Regions from separate parts of the Homo sapiens genome. Here all the other regions are linked to region 3. A link is a loop called in an ENCODE intact Hi-C map of the cell type or tissue named here. Cell type or tissue: right lobe of liver. All regions are shown on one strand. Region 1 overlaps ITSN1 (intersectin 1). Region 2 overlaps ITSN1 (intersectin 1). Region 3 overlaps ITSN1 (intersectin 1).

Region 1 (2,500 bases), 52 kb before region 3:
ACGGGCACAGCAAATCGCAGTCCTGCTTCATTAATCCTATTCATTCTCTTTAGTTCCAAAAATACCCAAGAGAATTTTTATGGAAATGACATTGGATGCCAATGGTCCCAAAAATGCAAGGAAAAATAGCTCCTTCTTTGAAATGTCTGGTATTCGGGGTCTGGTAGGATAGGGAGACGTAGTGAAGTCCAAGATCACAGTAGCCTTAATGTGAATGTTCCGCTTCAGCCAGAGTTCTCTTGGGCACTTTTTTTTTTTTTTTTTTGAGACGGTTCACCCAGGTTGGAGTACAGTGGTGCAATCTCGGCTCACTGCAAGCTCTGCCTCAGCCTCCCCAGTAGCTGGGACTACAGGTGCCCGCCACCATGCCTCGCTAATTTTTTTGTACTAGAGATGGGGTTTCACTGTGTTAGCCAGGATGGTCTCGATCTCCTGACCTTGTGATCCGCCTGCCTCGGCCTCCCAAAGTGCTGGGATTACAGGCGTGAGCCACCGCGCCCGGCCACTCTTGGGCACTTCTTTACGAAAACCCCACATAGGAAAAACCAGGCTTCCAGAGTGTCTCCTGACGTCTAGTTAGCTATTCCATTTCAGAGGGCTCCATAGCCTCTCAGGAAGAATCTATTCTTTAAATTAAAAGCTCCCCAGGCATTTTTAAGTTGTATGACCTGATTCTCAAAAATGTTTCATTTATAAAAAATGAGCATCAGCTATAAGATATATATAGTGTCCGTGCAACTTAATGTTGGGCATACCACCTCTTAGAAGCTACCAGCTACCATGCTGTTGTTTTATGATGTCAACGGTGTGTGTGTGTGTGTGTGTGTGTGTGTGTGTGTGACAGGCAGTGAGCAGCAACTTTCAGGTGACTTAACTGCCTACATCTGTAGCTTGGTGACAGTAGGTCAAACGGTGAGTTCAGGGTACAGCCAGAAGGCAGATAAATACCGCTGTATAGAAGATTCTGGCAGAGGCTGACAGCTGCTATTTCCACATCTGCTTGGCACGTCGCTTCTGAGTGATGTTGCAAGCCTCAAAAGAGATGTTCCTTATTTTGACTCAGACTATCATGTCTTTAAAAGCTGAACAGTTCCTTCTCTTGATGCCGTTTCTCTGAACTCTGACCCAGGAGAGGGGAGAACACTTTTGATCTGCCAGTTTTCATCAAGGACGCTGTTTCCCTCAGTGAGAGGATGAAACCCCTGACGCCCCTGCTTTCCCCTCCCATTTCCTATGCTGTCCTGTCCCCTTCTGATACCTGTCCCCACACACTCATGCACGCTGATCCACTGCGTTGCTTCCCAGGCCCCACCCAGAAAGTGAGGAAAGGCCTGGGCTGCGGTGGAGCGCAGGATGTTCTCTGCGGATTATTCAGTGAAGTCGAGATCTTAGAGAACATTGAGCATAAGGCCTGCACCTATACAGCTGAGGGCACTGAGGGTCTCGGGAAACACAGTGATGTTCTCAAGTCAGCTTTTCAAATTCCGACAAGTCCTCGTTCTAGGCGTACCATTTGATGCACAGATCTATGGACATGTGTGTCCATAATAGCCCCAGAGCTCCTGCCTCCACAGAACTGGTGGCTGCATCTTTGGAAAGATCGGGAAGGGGCCCCTCTTGCCTCATGTGATTTCCTCACTGGTGGGGTTACCATGGGAGTTTGGAGCCATTGGTAAGGATTCCAACACATTTTCAACGCACAAGCTTCATGCTGACCCGCCCCAGCCCTTTGTCCTTCTCTCCTCCACTGGGCGAGTTTGCCAGGCGCTCAGGCTTACTTAAGACACCCTCAGTCTGAGCCAAATGTAAGAACATGTGCTGCTGTAGCTTCCCAATTTTCATTCCTGGCCTCCAGAAAAACATGGTGCTGTATATAACAACACGGCTTCTCTGCAAGTTCAGCCTAATATTTTACTCCATTTCTCTCATCATTTTGGAACATTCTATTTCCCTGTAGACCACCTGCCTATAGGAAGATAGTGATTCAGACGGAGCATCCACATAACTGCATCTGGGGACCTTATAGAGGCTAAGGAGCAATCCAGGATGGTGGCTCAGAGCACGGGTTCAAATCCCAGCTCTGCTACTTACTAGTGGTGTGATCTTGGGCAAGTTATGTAACCTCTTTGTGCTTCAGTTTCCTCATTTACATATGGAGAGATAATGATGACATCTAGCAGAAAATAAGCAGAGAATAATAGCTTTGTTGCTGTTGTTTTTATTGGAGAGAAAAGGCATTTGTGCCTGGTCAGTGAGCATCATGGAATCCAATCAAGTGCCTTCTTTCATTAAACCAAAACAGCAGGTAGGTTGTGTGCATTTTTAAGACCTTTTAGAAAGTATGCTTTTATAGATTAGGAATTTCAGAGAGAAAAGATTGGACAGCTTCCCTAAAAACTTTGAGCTATCTCATTGCAAGATTTGCCCTACCAATCCGTGCACGAACCCTGGCCCCCTTCCTGATAGCAGGAGGCCCACCGGTGGAAGCAAGCAGCTTTTT
Region 2 (2,500 bases), 240 kb before region 3:
TCCTTCCTCTTTCTCTTTCTTTCTCTCTTTGTCTCTTCTTTCTCTCTTTTGTCTCACTCTGTCACCCAGGCTGAGTGCAGTGGCATGACCATGATTCACTGTATCCCCAACCTTCCAGGTTCAAGGAATCCTCCCACCTCAGCCTCCCAAGTAGCTTTGACTACAGCCACAGCCACGCACCACCACACCTGGCTAATTTTTTTTTTTTTTTTTTTGGAGAGACGATCTCGCTGTGTTGCCTAGGCTGGTCATGAACTTCTGGACTCAAGTGGACCTCTCGCCTCAGCCTCCCCAAGTGCTGGGCTTACGGGCATGAACCGCTGCACCTGGCCTTTGATTTTTTAAATTCACTTTAATTATCTTAAGTTCTGTTATACTCTAGACTCTTAGCAAGAGTCTAGAATCAACGTTAGTTATTAGTTCCGTATTTTGATTATGAGACAAGGTACAAAGCTGAGACTGTGTGATGAGAACCTTTGGAATGTATATCTGACCCAACACAGATCCCCTAAGTGCCCTTCAACCTACACATCCAATTTCTTCCTACCTCCTTCTCTACACAAAAGACATAATACATTGAACTCGGGTTGGGCACCTGACCAACCTGGCCCAATCAGTGTTCGTTTCTTCCCTGGAAATTTGAAACTAGGCTCAATAGAGAAGGATTTGGCCTTAATATGCTCAAGGACCCTAAGTAAAGGATTGGGAGTTATAAGCAGTTATGTTCTGCTGTCTGGGGACTAAGAAAGATGATTTATGGATGGGGAGAATAAAGTAACTGTCTAAAGAGAAGCAGAGAGAACACTACCTGACTCTCTGACAGCATTAAGCCACTCTCTTCCAGTCTGTTCTTGGTCCAGCTGCATTCTCGTTCTTGAGTTCTTAAGGTTACCTCCTTCCCCTTGATTTAGGTAGCTGGAGTTTCTGTTACTGTGAACTAAACATTCTTCTCATTCTTACCACAATATTCTTTTTATGATACTACCTTGTCTCTTTTTTTTTTTCACTATGTCTAGGGACGTTGTGAATTTGTTATTATTTTCTCCATATAATAACATCAACAGTTAAGGATAGCAAGAAACATGGAAGTACCAAAATTTAATCTAATTCAGGCAATCACAATTTGATTGGAAAGGCCATTTTACAAATGCGGACTCTGGCTCGGACCTGTTTTAAACCGGTGTAGATCTCTAGCTGAGGGAAAACAGGAAGGAAGAAATTTTGAAGTTACTTTTAAATGTTGCAGAATTTCAGTGGTGTCATTTCCTTTCACATCCATATAAAATGTTGACCTCCTGCAAAAACCAATACTAGGGACATTCACAGTGTACAGTATTATGTGCATCTGTATAGGGGGTGAGTCTGAATTCTGTTCAAGTGTGTAGCCACTGAAACAAGATTTTTTTTTTGTTTGAGGCAGAGTCTTACTCTGTCACCCAGGCTGGAGTGTGCAGCGGTGCAATCTTGGCTCACTGCAATCTCTACCTCCTGGGTTCAAACAATCCCCCCACCTCAGCCCCCAGAGTGGGTAGGATTACAGGCACCACCATGCCTGGCTAATTTTTTTTTTTTTTTTTTTTGGTATTTTTAGTAGAGATGGGGTTTCGCCATGTTGGCTAGGCTGGTCTTGAACGCCTGACCCAAAGTGATCTGCCTGCTTTGACCTCCCAAAGTGCTGGAATTACAGGCGTGAGCCACTGCGAAGGGCCTTGAAACAAGACTCTAAAGTGTACTGTCGAAATACCAAGAAGTTGAATCACAGAATAGTTTACCTGGGGCTGGGCTTAGTTCTTAGATTAGCTTTCTGTGTCGTGGTGATGTCATGTATCAGGAATCCTTAACTTAAAAAAAACTCAGTGATAAGTTTAAGTAGTCCACTATCTAAATGCAGTTGGGTGGGGAGGTGGAAAAAGTGATAGGGAGAGAAAAAAGAGGATTGTAGGAGAGAGAAGGAAGAAAAAGGAAGGTTGCTTTATTGCCACAGTTTTCTTTATTCATAATTGTATTTGTATGAGCTTTTTCATTTCCAAGTGGAAGAAGCACAGCATTGAAATGTAGTGACTCACATACCTGTCAAGTCCAAGGATTCTGATTGGCCTGGCATGATCGTGTGTCTGAACCCATCATATGACCAAGGGAAACGTGTACTCTCATTGGCTCTCCTGGGCCTTGGGTCTACCTTTTCCCCCAGTTGGTGAGACCAGTACCTAAACTCGTGGAATTAACAGAAAGCATTAAAGAGAAGTAGGATCTGTCAAGAGGAGAAAAAAACGCTAGGCAGGCAAAACAGATGGCCTTTACTCAGTGTATGATCAGTGTCATACAAATTAATAATTAATAATTGAAGTTACTTTTAAATGTTGTAGTATTTCAGTGGTGTCATTTCCTTTCACATACATATAAAATGTTGACCTCATGCAAAAACCAATACTACAGACATTCACAGTGTACAGTGTTGTGTGCATCTGTATAGGGGGTGAGTTTGAATTCTGTTCAAGTG
Region 3 (2,500 bases):
TCCTTCTCAAAACAAACAAAAAAAGAGCTAATGCAGACCTCTTCTGGTTAGACCTGACACGGAGGAAGTAATTGGCTGGTCAACTTAATGGCGCCCCACAGCTTCCTCTGGATCCTGCTTCTTTGTACTTGGAACACAGTTTATTTGAGCTAGAGGAAAGGAAAGTTCTAGAATTCCTGTTTCCTCAGCCTGCACTGTATCAGATCCAGGATATGTCTGCATTTCATCAGGATCAAGTAAGATACATAACCTTATATCTGTAGGAGCCAGAAAAAAAAAAATCTATTCCTGATAGGCATGGAAACTTAGTCCACATGAAAGACAGAAGACATCTAACAGCTGTCTGTCTTGGGAGCATTAAAACCCAGACACCAAGACACACTAGACAGTCCATCTCTGGGTTGTGATCTCTCAGAAACATCTTAGTAGTTAATGCACTGTTCATTTAGGGAGTCCCCATCCTGGTCCAGGCCACCCTCCTAGAAGCTGGGCGGCAGCTGGACGGGCCTGCCTTGGTGGCATTCAAGCAAGCCTAATTGGATTAGGTTGGTGCAAAAGTGATTGCGGTTTTTGCCATTGCTTTTGATGGCAAACTAACTTTAAGTCATTAAAATAAGACCCAACGCTTATAAAAGAGTTCATATCCACCTCCCAATAACTTCTTTAGTTCCATGCAGCCTCAATCAGTTCCTCCATTCAAAGGAACCCTCTTTACCCTGGCCCTGGGGGAGCCATATTACACCCACATCATAATTTTTCTGACACTATGTGTGCTTGTCAAATTTCAGGGTCAGTTTCCCCTTATTGGATGTCAGGGGTGTTTTGTGAGTTGTGTTTTAATAGGATTCTGTTCGATTTTCTATACCAGCCTATATTGTTACTATCATCTGCCTAGTATGAATATTTTAGTATTCAAAGCCCACCAGATAAAGCTGTGTTCAGAAGTGGACTTTTTGGTCAGCCTTGAAAAAAAAAAAATCAGCATTTCTCTGATATTTCCTGAGGATTAACCAGAAACTAAGGTTTCTTTTTAGGCAGTGGTAAGAATGCGTATTTTCTTCTTCCAGAAGTTCTGGTTTTATACTTTTATCTTTTGAAAGAATAACATTCCTGTGCGACTCTGCTTCTCTTCGCTTTTGCATTTCTCTTTTTTAACTCAAATCTCTTATTTCCTGCCGTTCCTGTATCTAAACAGAATGGGGGCCTCAGGCAGACAGGAACCAAAGAAAGGGTGTAGTGGCTTTGCAGCGTTGGGTGAGCAGCAGCCGCTGCCATTCTGTGCACTGTCACCGGCGGGGGTGGAGGGTCTCCCTGTAGGAGGAGGAAACTCGCTGTTTTCACTGGCAGATTTCAAGGTGCCGGCTCCACCTACCGCAGCTGCTAGGCATTGCTCTTGTGTAGATCGCAGAAGGAGTTATTGGTGATGTGGGGTGTAGGGGAAGACAGGAAAACGGACTCAGAGCTAGGAATGTGGGCCTGGCAGAGACCGAAGGCTGGGTGGGAAGGAAGCTCGCGGCGAGCCTAGGGTTCAAGCCTAGCGCGCCAGGGGTCTCCAGTGAGACCTTGCTCTTCCCTGCCGCTGAGGCTGGGGCTGCACGGAGGTCCTCAGGCTTCCCACCCTTTCTGCATCAGCTTTAGTGTCTGTCGGCTGGGTGGACTGCAGGGCAGGTGACCTGGAGGAGGCCCTGCTCCCCAGCAAGCGTTCTAGGAGTTACGGTGTGCTCTATTGGGATTGGATTACAGTCTCTACTTGTAGACTTTGACTTCTGGAATTTTAGGTGGAAGGGAATTTTTGTTGGTGGGACGCAGCAGCTCAGTGCGTGGTGTGTGCATGCGTGTTTGTGCGTGCGTGTGCATGTATGTGTTTGTGCGTGCACGTGTGCGTGTGTGTGCATGGGTTTGCGTGCATGCATGTGTGTGCGTGCGCGTGTTTGTGTGTGCATGTGTGTGTGTCTACGTGTGTGTGCACGCATGTGTGTGCGTGTATGTGTGCGTGTGTGCATGTTTGTGAGTGCATGTGTTTGTGCGTGTGTGCGTATTTGTGTGTGTGCGTGTGTGTGCGTGTGTATGTGCGTGTATGCATGTGCATGTTTGTGTGTGCGTGCATATGTGTATGTGTGTGCGCGTGCGTGTGCGTGCATGTGTGCGCATGCGTGTGTACCTACCCACACCTAGGGGGATGCATGGCTCTGTGCCTTGGAGAGGGAAACAGGAAATACGTTGCTCCACAGTCCTGTCATCCTGGTCAGGACTAGTCGCGTGGTTTGCGGACAGAGTGCAAAATGAAAATGCGAGGCCCCTTGTTCAGGTGATGAAGCATTTCTAGACAGTGAGAGGAGAGCATTAAGCCAAGCTCAGGTCCCTTCTGAGTGCATAGCCCCTTGTGGCTGCCAGGCAGCACACCCAGGAGGCCGGCCCTGACCACACTGTTCTCTGCTGGTTCCCGAAGCTGATGGGCTCTGTCTTAGGTCTTCTTACTTTGAAAGGTCTCCCGGCAGGC

Evidence for each region. A loop is a pair of places that touch in the nucleus more often than their neighbours do. Peaks named below come from ENCODE experiments on the same cell type or tissue, not always from the same donor. Only the 100,000 strongest peaks of a DNase experiment are listed, where the experiment ranks them.
Region 1: a loop joins it to region 3, with 2.7 times the contacts of the local background. A loop is called at or near these places in 4 of 110 quality-filtered maps.
Region 2: a loop joins it to region 3, with 3 times the contacts of the local background. A loop is called at or near these places in 65 of 110 quality-filtered maps.

What each region holds. Positions count from the first base shown.
Region 1 is chr21:33,841,691-33,844,190 of GRCh38, forward strand. The region is part of intron 29 of ITSN1 (intersectin 1); the gene reads left to right. Among named protein-coding and RNA genes, the nearest start is that of ATP5PO, 73 kb to the right of the region's middle. In right lobe of liver, no CTCF peak of the experiment used is centred here; a DNase peak (open chromatin) is centred at 971; H3K27ac peaks cover 1,314 bases.
Region 2 is chr21:33,654,024-33,656,523 of GRCh38, forward strand. All of the region lies in intron 1 of ITSN1 (intersectin 1), which reads left to right. Among named protein-coding and RNA genes, the nearest start is that of ITSN1, 13 kb to the left of the region's middle. In right lobe of liver, no CTCF peak of the experiment used is centred here; no DNase peak of the experiment used is centred here; H3K27ac peaks cover 549 bases.
Region 3 is chr21:33,893,582-33,896,081 of GRCh38, forward strand. ITSN1 (intersectin 1) reads left to right here. Exons shown (of 40, transcript NM_003024.3): 40 at 1-2,500. Among named protein-coding and RNA genes, the nearest start is that of ATP5PO, 21 kb to the right of the region's middle. RefSeq lists enhancers at 1,302-1,888, 1,889-2,474. In right lobe of liver, a CTCF peak has its summit at 1,366; a DNase peak (open chromatin) is centred at 1,350; H3K4me3 peaks cover 789 bases; H3K27ac peaks cover 314 bases.